Linked DNA regions of Homo sapiens: region 2 is linked to region 1. Evidence: read pairs that join two places in POLR2A ChIA-PET (ENCODE). Cell type or tissue: MCF 10A. All regions are shown on one strand. Links, peaks and the distances in the headings refer to the core of each region. The heading gives the core; the rest is flanking DNA. Region 1 overlaps GATB (glutamyl-tRNA amidotransferase subunit B). Region 2 has its middle 64 kb from the start of FBXW7-AS1.

Region 1 (5,374 bases), core at 245-5,244:
CTCTGATCTTGGTTATTTTTCTTCTGCTGGGTTTGGGTTTGGTTTGTTCTTATTTCTCTAGTTCCTTGAGGTGTGACCTTAGATTGTCTGTTGGTACTCTTTCAGACTTTTTGATGTAGGTGTTTAGGGCTGTGAACTTTCCTCCTAACACCTTCTTAGCTGTATCCCAGAGGTTTTGATAGGTTGTGTCATTATTGTCATTCAGTTATAAAAGTGTGTCCAAAGTTTCCTGAATTTTTTAGTTTTTTTAATATTTATCTTTTTATTTCTACATAGTTTTTAATATAATTTTAGCATCTTTTTATTTTTCCATGTTTTTGAACAAAATTATAATGATAGTATTCACAGATCTTTGTTTCTTAATTTTTCTCATTAAAATTATAAAAATTCTTTTTTTTTTTTTTTTTATTGATCATTCTTGGGTGTTTCTCGCAGAGGGGGATTTGGCAGGGTCATAGGACAATAGTGGAGGGAAGGTCAGCAGATAAACAAGTGAGCAAAGGTCTCTGGTTTTCCTAGGCAGAGGACCCTGCAGCCTTCCGCAGTGTTTGTGTCCCTGGGTACTTGAGATTAGGGAGTGGTGATGACTCTTAATGAGCATGCTGCCTTCAAGCATCTGTTTAACAAAGCACATCTTGCACCGCCCTTAATCCATTCAACCCTGAGTGGACACAGCACATGCCCCAGAGCACAGGGTTGGGGGCAGGGTCACAGATCAACAGCATCCCAAGGCAGAAGAACCTCTCCCAGTACAGAACAAAATGGAGTCTCCTATGTCTACTTCTTTCTACACAGACACAGCAACAATCTGATTTCTCTATCTTTTCCCCACCTTTCCCCCTTTTCTATTCCACAAAACCGCCATCGTCATCATGGCCCATTCTCAATGAGCTGTTGGGTACACCTCCCTGATGGGGTGGTGGCCAGGCAGAGGGGCTCCTCACTTCCCAGAAGGGGTGGCCGGGCAGAGGCGCCCCCCACCTCCTGGACGGGGCGGTGGCCGGGCGGAGGCTCCCCCCACCTCCCTCCCGGACGGGGCGGCTGGCCGGGCGGGGGCTGACCCCCCCACCTCCCTCCCGGACGGGGCGGCTGGCCGGGCGGGGGCTGACCCCCCACCTCCCTCCCGGACGGGGCGGCTGGCCGGGCAGGGGCTGACCCCCCACTTCCCTCCCGGACGGGGCGGCTGGCCCGGCGGGGGCTGACCCCCACCTCCCTCCCGGATGGGGCGGCTGCTGGGTGGCTGCCGGGCGGAGGGGCTCCTCACTTCTCAGATGGGGCGGCTGCCGGGCAGAGGGGCTCCTCACTTCTCAGACGGGGCGGCCGGGCAGAGACGCTCCTCACCTCCCAGACGGGGTCACAGCCGGGCAGAGACGCTCCTCACATCCCAGACGGGGCAGCGGGGCAGAGGCGCTCCCCACATCTCAGACGATGGGCGGCCGGGCAGAGACGCTCCTCACTTCCTAGACGGGATGGCAGCTGGGAAGAGGCACTCCTCACTTCCCAGACTGGGCAGCCGGGCAGAGGCGTTCCTCACATCCCAGACGATGGGTGGCCAGGCAGAGATGCTCCTCACTTCCCAGACGGGGTGGCAGCCGGGCAGAGGCTGCAATCTCGGCACTTTGGGAGGCCAAGGCAGGCGGCTGGGAGGTGGAGGTTGTAGCTAGCCGAGATCACGCCACTGCACTCCAGCCTGGGCAACATTGAGCACTGAGTGAGCGAGACTCCGTCTGCAATCCCGGCATCTCAGGAGGCCGAGGCTGGCAGATCACTTGTGATTAGGAGCTGGAGATCAGCCCGGCCAACATGGCGAAACCCCGTCTCCACCAAAAAAATACGAAAACCAGTCAGGCGTGGCGGCGCGCGCCCGCAATGGCAGGCACTCGGCAGGCTGAGGCAGGAGAATCAGGCAGGGAGGTTGCAGTGAGCGGAGATGGCAGCAGTATAGTCCAGCCTCGGCTTGGCATCAGAGGGAGACCGTGGAAAGAGAGAGGGAGACCGTGGGGAGAGGGGGAGGGGGAAGGGGAGGGGGAGGGAGAGGGTTTTTTCTTTAAGCTATCTATTTCCTTGAATATTTCTCCCTTCACTTCTTGTATCATATTTTGGATTTCCTTGCATTGGGCTTCGCCTTTCTCTGGTCCCTCCCTGATTAGCTTAATAGCTGACCTCCTGAATTCTTTTTCAGGTAAATCAGGGATTTCTTCTTGATTTGGATTCATTGCTGGTAAACTAGTGTGATTTTGGGGGAGTGTTGAAAAGCCTTGTTTTGTCATATTACCAGCGTTGGTTTTCTCGTTCCTTCTCATTTGGGTAGGCTCTGTCAGAGGGAAGGTCCAGGGCTGAAAGCTGCTATTCAGGTCTTTTTGTCCCATGGGGTGTTCCCTTGATGTAATAATATTCTCTCCCTTTTCCTGTGGATGTGGCTTCCTTTGAGCTGAACTGTAGTGACTGTTGTCTGTCTTCTGGGTCTAGCCACCCAGTGAGTCTTCGTGGCTCCAGGCTGGCACTGGGGGCTGTCTGCACAGAGTCCTGTGATGTGAACCATCCATTGGTCTCTCAGCCGTGAATACCAGCGCCTGTTCTGGTGAAGGTGGCAGAGGGTGCAGTGGACTCCGTGGGAGTCCTTAGCTTTGGTGGTTTAATGCTTTATTTTTGTGCTGGTTGGCCTTCTGCCAGGAGGTGGTGCTTTCCAGAGAGCATTAGCTGTAGTATGGAGAGGGACCAGTGGTGGGCGGGGCCCTAGAACTCCCAAGATTGTATGTCCTTCGTCTTCTGTTACCAGGTTGAGTAGGGAAGGACCATCAGGTGGCAGCAGGGCTAGGCATGTCTGAGCTCAGACTCTCCTTGGGCGGGTCTTGCTGCGGCTGCTGTGGATGATGGGGATGAGATTCCCAGGTCACTGGAGTTGTGTGCCTAGGAGGATTTATGGCTGCCTCTGCTGAGTCATGCGGGTTGTCAGGGAAGAAGGGGAAAGCTGGCAGTCACAGGCCTCACCCAGCTCCCACACAAACCAAAGGGCCAGTCTCACTCCCACCACACCCCGAGTCTGTTTCCAGGCAGAGGGCAGGTGGGGCTTGAAAACTTGCCTGAGGCTTTCCACTTCCCAGAGTATTTGGGGTGTCTCCCGGGTCCTGTAGGAGCAGTTTTCTCAGGATTGCTGGCCTGCTCTTGCAGCTGATCTGGAGGTAAAATTCACAATGCAAGCCTCCGCATGCTGCTCTGTCTGGAGCTGCAATCTAGTCCTGCCTCCCGTCTGCCATGATCCGACCAGCATCAGTTTCAATAGCTCCTGCCTCCTTTAGGGACTCTCCTTCTTCTCTTCATAGTTAATAGATTCCTTGAGTTTTGTGTGGGAGGCTTGTACCATCTCACCTAGATAGAAGAATTACCCAACACTTCCACTCTCTTCAACATTTTTTGTTTTGAAAAAATTAAAACTTACAGAAAAGTTGAAAGAATAGCACAATGAAATCCATCCTGCACCTAGATTTTTTTTTTCCTCCTTTGGATGAGCCATTTGAGAGTAAGTTGCAGACATCATGGCACTTCCTCTCTAAATATCTTAGCAGCTATCTCCTAAGAATAAAAATGTTCACTTCTATGATCACAGTATGATTATCACACTCAGGAAAGCTACTGTTGATGGAATACTGTTATTTAAAACATAGTTCATATTCAGGTTTGCACAGTTGTCTCAGTATTGTCCTTTATTTTTCCCCCAATAAAAGATCCAGTCAAAGAGCACCCATTGCATTTAGTTGTCATGTCTCTTTAGTCCTTTTTCTTTTTGTTTCTTTTCCTTTCCTTTCCTCTCTTTCTCTCTCTTCCTTCTTTCCTTTCTTCATGACATTGACAGTTTTGAAATGCCCAGGCCAGCTATTTTATCTTACTATCTACTCCTAAAGCAAACATAATTAAGGAAATAGGGAGTTTGCCCTATGAAAGTTTGCAGTTTTTTCTTTCTTTCTCTTACGAACCTCCATGATTTTATGACTTACTAAGAAGCCTCTAAGATGATGCTATATGCATTCCTATTGGATGTGTGAAATTAAAGGTAGCTTTTTCTTCCTAAAAGTCTCTGTCCTGATAGACTCTTCCAGAGACTCACTTCTCAGGACATTTGTGAGGCTGGTGAATATATAGCAGGTGCACTTTTGACAAAATGGCACGTATCTCTAGGAATTTGTTTCTGATATTCATAGGCCTCGTTCATACCTGATCCTGTATTCATATCAATAGTGAATACTTAGCTGCATTTCTTACTTAGAGTTTGGTTGGTTCAAGACAGTTGTTTTGTTTCTTAGCAATAGTCAAATCTTTCAACTTAATACTAATCTTATATATAAAGAAGAAAGTAAATCTCATTCTGATTATTAGAGCTTTTCAGTCATGAAATTAATGTTTCTTGTTACTATCACTGATTCCTCTTGAGGTTTCAGTGATGTGAAATAGTTTGTCATTGCATCAGATCTCTCCAGGTGTAGAGTCTCTTGAGTAAATTTTAGGACACATCAGAAAAGACTTGACAGTTTCAGTATGGGGCAAATCTAGATGAATGAGTTTGTGTTTTAGCTTTTTAAATATTAATATACTTTTTTTAAAAAAGTTATAAACAAGAGAAAGACAAATATTCAGAGTTGAAGTAGGAGAAATCTTTCTTCACTAAAGATCTTGGCCATATCCTAAAGTTGTATTCAAAAAGAACAATATTTTTGATTGTTTGTTTGGTTTTGTGTTTTTACATGATTCCCATATCCTTTATACATCTCTTCTTCATCAATTCTCATTGAATTTCAAAAGTAGCTACTAGCTTAGAAGACAGGAAGTTACAGATGTGTGGCAGGCAAGAATGAGATGGGAGTAAAAATTGGCTCAGTTAACTGGTTTGTAACTTCAGCCTGTTAGAAGCTCGTTTCTTTTAGTGCACATGGGAGCTTTTTTTGGCCATGGGAAGGCATACAAGGTTATCCAGGAAATTTTTGCTTCATTATGAAACAAAGAAAATGAAGTCCTGTAAGCTCCCTGAGACATTAAGAAATATGGTCTCCAGTCCACTGGAGATAACACAAGTAATTATCACAAAAGGTGTTGGTTATCATTTAAGGGGGAAATATTATGTTGACATAATACATAATTTCAGCATCTGTTGTGCCTTATTTTGGATTATAAATCCAGACTAATAGATCTGTGGAGCTGTTTAGCCCTTTTCACATCAAATTCCCATGCCTCCTGGAAAAGTTAACATATGAAAGATTCGATTGAGATAGGCACTTTGCATTTAATAACATTTTCATTCTGAAACTAATATTACTAAGTGTCTGCTATGTGTGAAGTTATTTTATTTAATTCATAGAACAATCCTGCCAAATAACTATTC
Region 2 (5,374 bases), core at 210-5,209, 540 kb before region 1:
CTCTTCAAATGAAATATTTTATGAAAGTCTAAAGTATAAAACAAATCAAAGGGAAGCTGCTTTGGTGAAGACAATGTGTTCTCTGCCAGTGATTCTCTTAGAGCCCTAGGAAATCCGATGGGCAAGTTCAGGATCCACTTCTGACCTGATCTCTAGATGCCCATCCGCTCCAGGGGAACCAGAGGAGACTCTGGTCCTTGGAACTTGGACTCGGTAAGACCATTCGAGGCCCTGGAATGGTGGCTGCTGGGCTTTGTTGGTAGAATTCTTGAGCACCGCACTTGGTGGTCTCTTTTCCTTGCTTTTTTTTCTTACCTTTTCTCCTCTTTCCTGTTCTTTCTTTTCCTTCTCCTCCTGTCATTTGGAGACAGAGCACTGCCCCACCGGTGGTTTTCATTGTGGATCCTAAAAGCTGCTGCTGAGTCCCAATCTAGAAAGCTCCCCCAGGCCTATTGAGAGGACACAGAGAATTCTCCAGTGACACCCCCAGCCAGTGGCCCTTGCTAACTGAAGAAAGGTCATGATCGGGTCCACTGTTGGGAGCAAGTGGGGAGGGGTTGCCAAAATAGGCCATTATTTCGTGGATTTATAACCTCCTGCACCTGAGGTACAGTGTCAATGTTGCTGGGAGAGACGTCTTTTAATGTCCTGGGTCATTAAAACCCAATAATCTCTTTGAAATGGCTTAACTGCTTCCTGCAAGAGATAAAGTAAATAAAACTGCCATCTCTGTGTCCGCTGTCACTGTATTGATGCAGCATTTCTTTTCTTTTTTTAATAACTGCATTCATTTTATTTGAGGCCAATGCATTTATGCCATACTGGTGGTTTATAAATTTGGTAATTAAATCCTGTTATCTTGACACTAAGCACAGAATAAGAAGCAGTTGTGATGCTTCCGAGAGGAAAAACACTGTGAGGGGAGAAAAGAAGATTTGTTTTGCATTTTTAAAAAAATAATTTTCATGGAATCTTGTTTTAGTATTAGAATGTTGACAGATGCCTGACTAACAGAGAGATGCTTCTGTGGGGAAGGATCTAAGGAAATCTGTGAAATCACTCTTCATGTTGTTGTACATCGTAGCAGAATAGAAAGTTTGTGGGATGACATTTGTCATCCCACAAGAGATAGATGGAACTGGACATTTGTCATCCCACAAACATTGAATTTTATCTATGCTCTATGGCTTACTAGCTGTGTGACCTCAGGCAAGTCCCTTACCTCCTCTATCTGTCAGGGTGCTTTGGGCTGCAAATAAGAAAAATCTCCTAGGCCGGGCAGTATGGTTCATGCCTGTAATCCCACCACTTTGGGTGGCTGAGGCAGGCAGATTGTTGAGCCCAGGAGTTTGAGATCAGCCTGGACAACATGGTGAAACCCCGTCTCTACAAAAAATACAAACACTAGCTGGGTGTGGTGACATGTGCCTGTAGTTTCAGCTGCTTAGGAGCCTGAGGCAAGAGGATCGCTTGAGCCCGAGAGGTGGAGGCTGCAGTGAACCATGATTGCAGCATTGCACTTCGGCCTGGATGACAGAGCAAGAGCCTGACTCAAAAAAAAAAAAAAAAAAGAAGTAAAGAAAAATAAAAATTTCAACTCAGAGTGATCAAATAATTAAAGACAATGTTTTATATGCTGTATTAAGAAGTTCTGATTTAAGGTAACTCCAGGGATGTTGCAGCATGAGTGAGAATGATGGAGGATGTGCAATGCTAATTCTATCTGCAGTGGCTGCTTCTTCCCTAGTTTACCTAAGAGGTAAACACATCTCACCTAGGCAAGGTCTAACTTGTCTTGGAGATGACACAGTCTTAACTTGGATGAAGGAACAGTATTGCCCCTATTAGGAAAGCTTTGTTCTTGCCCTTTTCCTAACATTAGCCCCTGACATTATTGTGCTAAGAAGCATTTGGCTTTTCCTTGAATCTCCTATTGTGTTACATTACAAGAGTCACACATTGACAATCAAATGGCTCTCTCAATGGTACCCAGGAGGGATGGCACCCACTTGGATTATATTCTTTTGGATTCTCCTGATGAAAAAAGAAGGGGGAGACTTCCAGCTTATTCATAACATGTGCTTTGCTTTTGGTTTGTGAGTGAATTATTCCATGAAAGGTATAAGGGTGAACAAGGGCCTGCTTACCACATTATGGAACACCAGAACTCATGGGTAACACATGAGGTTTCACTGAGGTGCACTTAGGATAAATGGAAGGAAATGCCACATCATTCAGCAAAAAATAAACTTTTCAAATTCTTGCCCCAAGGGGCAGAAAAAATTAAAATTATAAATCACCTTCAAAAAGATTATGTTTGTATATAGTTATGATTTTTTTTAACCTGGAAAACCCAAAGGAATTAACTAAAAAGCAATTAGAATTAATAAAGTCATTTCATACAAAATCCAGGTAAAATAAAGCATTACAAAAGTCAATAGTATCCCTGTGTACTTGGATTATTCAGTTAGGAAAAATATAAGAGACAAACAAGCAAAAGTGTCAGGCCTGGCACTGCCTTTGTTCTCCTACCTATTACTCAGATGAAACTGGAGACACTGTGTCCTCAGAAAGGGCTTCCACCCACAGACTTCTTGGACTGCTGAGGGCCCCTCAGGGTATGTTTTCCAGAGAAGCCCATACTTAACTTGTTCGTTGGAATGACCAATTACTGCTTAAGTTTGTATCTTCCCTATTAACCTGAAGGCAAAGACAGAAGGCATATTTCTCATGACTACTAAATTCCTTGTTGAATGAATTAAATAATTAACAGAGCATTATCTAGAAAAACCTCTCTCTAGAGAAATGTGTGTGCCCTATATGAAGAAAAAGTACAGACTTTTTTTTTTTTTTTTTTTTTTGAGACGGAGTCTTGCTCTGTCGCCCAGGCTGGAGTGCAGTGGCGCGATCTCGGCTCACTGCAAGCTCCGCCTCCCGGGTTCACGCCATTCTCCTGCGTCAGCCTCCGGAGTAATTGGGACTACAGGCGCCCACCACCACGCCCGGCTGATTTTTTATATTTTTAGTAGAGACGGGGTTTCACTGTTTTAGCCAGGATGGTCTCGATCTCCTGACCTCGTGATCCGCCCGCCTCAGCCTCCCAAAGTGCTGGGATTACAGGCGTGAGCCACCGTGCTGGGCCAAAAATTACAGACTTTATAAAAGGGAAAAGAAAACCTGAGGAGTAGTGGCCAGGCACCTTGCCCTTAGATCAGACAACTGGGTGTTGAAAAGTTGTTCATTCTGCCCAGATTGATGTATAGACTTGATGCCACGGCAACTAAACTCCTTACAGAAATATTGGGGAAGATATTATAAAATGATTCTGGAAGGAAAAGACCATAAAAGAAAATTCTGGGAAACTAAACTGTGAGTTTCCTATGGGTAGGGCATCTTTTTTCCCTTTAGCTCTAAGTAGGCTCTCACACACAGCTCTGTGTAGCATAGAAACCCCTGCCCATGCCTGCTGTCGCCAAGGGGCAGGCCCTCAAGGGTGGTAGAAAAAAACCAGCAGGAAGTCCCAGGGCAAACCAATCTCTGTTCTTACATTCCAGAAAGGAGTGAGAGCTCAGTGTAGACAGGACCAGGTAAGTTCACGAATGCTGTTTTGGAGTTTGGCTCTCACATGGCTGCTGGGAAGAAACATACAGAGTCTGGGACCTGGACAGGAGGCAACTGGAGCCTGCAGAGTTCTGTGCAGGCCACTCTGTGCTCTCCCATGCCCTTCCCCTAAAGGGGGAAGCTGGAGACACTGTGTCCTTAGAAAGGGCTTCCACCCACAGACTCCCTGGACTGCTGAGGGCCCCTCAGCACTTCTCTGACAGGGTCTTGGTTCCACTATTGTCTTGCCCCTGCTTATTATTATTTATTTATTTAGAGATGGAGTCTCACTCTGTTGCCAGGCTGGAGTGCAGTGGCGTGATCTCGGCTCAGTGCAACCTCAGCCTCCCAGGTTCAAGCAATTCTCCTGCCTCAGCCTCCCGTGTAGCTGGGATTACAGGTGCACACCACCATGCCCGGCTAATTTTTGTATGTTTTTAAGTAGAGTCGGGGTTTCACCATGTAGCCAGGCTGGTCTCAAACTCCTGACCTTGTGATCCGCCCACTTCGGCCTCCCAAAGTACTAGGATTACAGGTATGAGCCACTGCACCCAGCCCCCTGCGTATTATTTCCCTGATCATCGTCTCATTACAGAACATGCAGGGGCAACCTCTCCGGTAGGGGTGTTTCTGTGCCTCGGTTCTCTGGGATCTCTCCAGGAGGGGCTTGCTGACATCTGCAGCTCTTCCAGGCTTCTTGCCCAGCAGCATCTGTAAATCAAGCCCACTTCACTGTGACTGGGGACTCCCCATCTCCCTTCAGTGCGTCTCACTCCTTTGGTTTAGCGGTGGTTTTCAGTACAACGAGTCAAGAAGAACAAAATCATAGGAAGCATTATCAAATCAAGCATTTACATATCTCATACTTGAACCAAAACTCAAGCAATGACATTGTGCTCCTTCCCCTCAAACTTCATTAAATCAAATTCAACCTAACTGCCTATAAAAATACATCCATCATGTCACTTTACTTTGTCCCTGAAGTTGGGGCATGCATTGTAAGCTGCAATATTCCACTCTGTCCTTTCAAACATTTAAGCCTGCTAGAACTCTTTTAGTTATTAACTCCCTTAGTTACTCTAAAGCCCATCAGATAATTCCAGAGAATTTCCCACTGGACATGGAACCATAGATATTCCCACTGACTGCAGTTCTAGGTTTGATATTTTGGGTCAGGCCAGGAAAATAATTCACTCTTTCCCATTTTGGCATTCCAGTTTGAAATGGTTGATGACAACAGGAGACTGAGGTCAGGAGTTGCAGCAGAGCAAGAACCAGGTGGGGAATCTATGGCTCAGGAAGGAGAAGAGGGGAGTCCAGTGGCTTCTGAGGCAAAGGGGCCTAAGGCAGCCACTGAAACCAGGAGTGTGGATTCAGGAGGACAATGCAGGGAGCAATGGGTGAGATACACCTGGGGAGTGGTCAGGAGCGGTTAGCCAGAGCTGGCATGTTGTCTGCTGCTACTTCGCATGCCCAACACAGGTAGGTTGCAGTGGGTCTGAAAAAGAAATAAACAAGAGCCTGGGGCTGAATTCCATGGAGCGTGGTTTTTCCTCCATCTGCACGTGGGAAATTGAGCCTATGTGAGCTCCAGCCCTTGGGCTGAGAAGCCCATCCTCTCACCTTGTTCCTGAATCCTCCTTTCCCCAAGCTCTGGGGACTTCTGATACCCTTTGTGCTTAGCTTGAATGGACACCCCCAACTGCTGCTTGCAGAGGACCATAGTCCCATTGTTCATGGAGAACCATCAGCATCTAGAAGTATTCACAGTGGG

Evidence for each region. Peaks named below come from ENCODE experiments on the same cell type or tissue, not always from the same donor. Only the 100,000 strongest peaks of a DNase experiment are listed, where the experiment ranks them.
Region 2: POLR2A ChIA-PET joins it to region 1 with 6 read pairs; 1 of 35 experiments calls an interaction of 5 or more read pairs at or near these places.

The regions. Positions count from the first base shown.
Region 1 is chr4:151,727,748-151,733,121 of GRCh38, reverse strand. The region is part of intron 2 of GATB (glutamyl-tRNA amidotransferase subunit B); the gene reads left to right. Among named protein-coding and RNA genes, the nearest start is that of GATB, 31 kb to the left of the region's middle. In MCF 10A, for the core only: no CTCF peak of the experiment used is centred there; a DNase peak (open chromatin) is centred at 2,901.
Region 2 is chr4:152,270,751-152,276,124 of GRCh38, reverse strand. No RefSeq gene overlaps it. Among named protein-coding and RNA genes, the nearest start is that of FBXW7-AS1, 64 kb to the left of the region's middle. In MCF 10A, for the core only: no CTCF peak of the experiment used is centred there; a DNase peak (open chromatin) is centred at 2,574.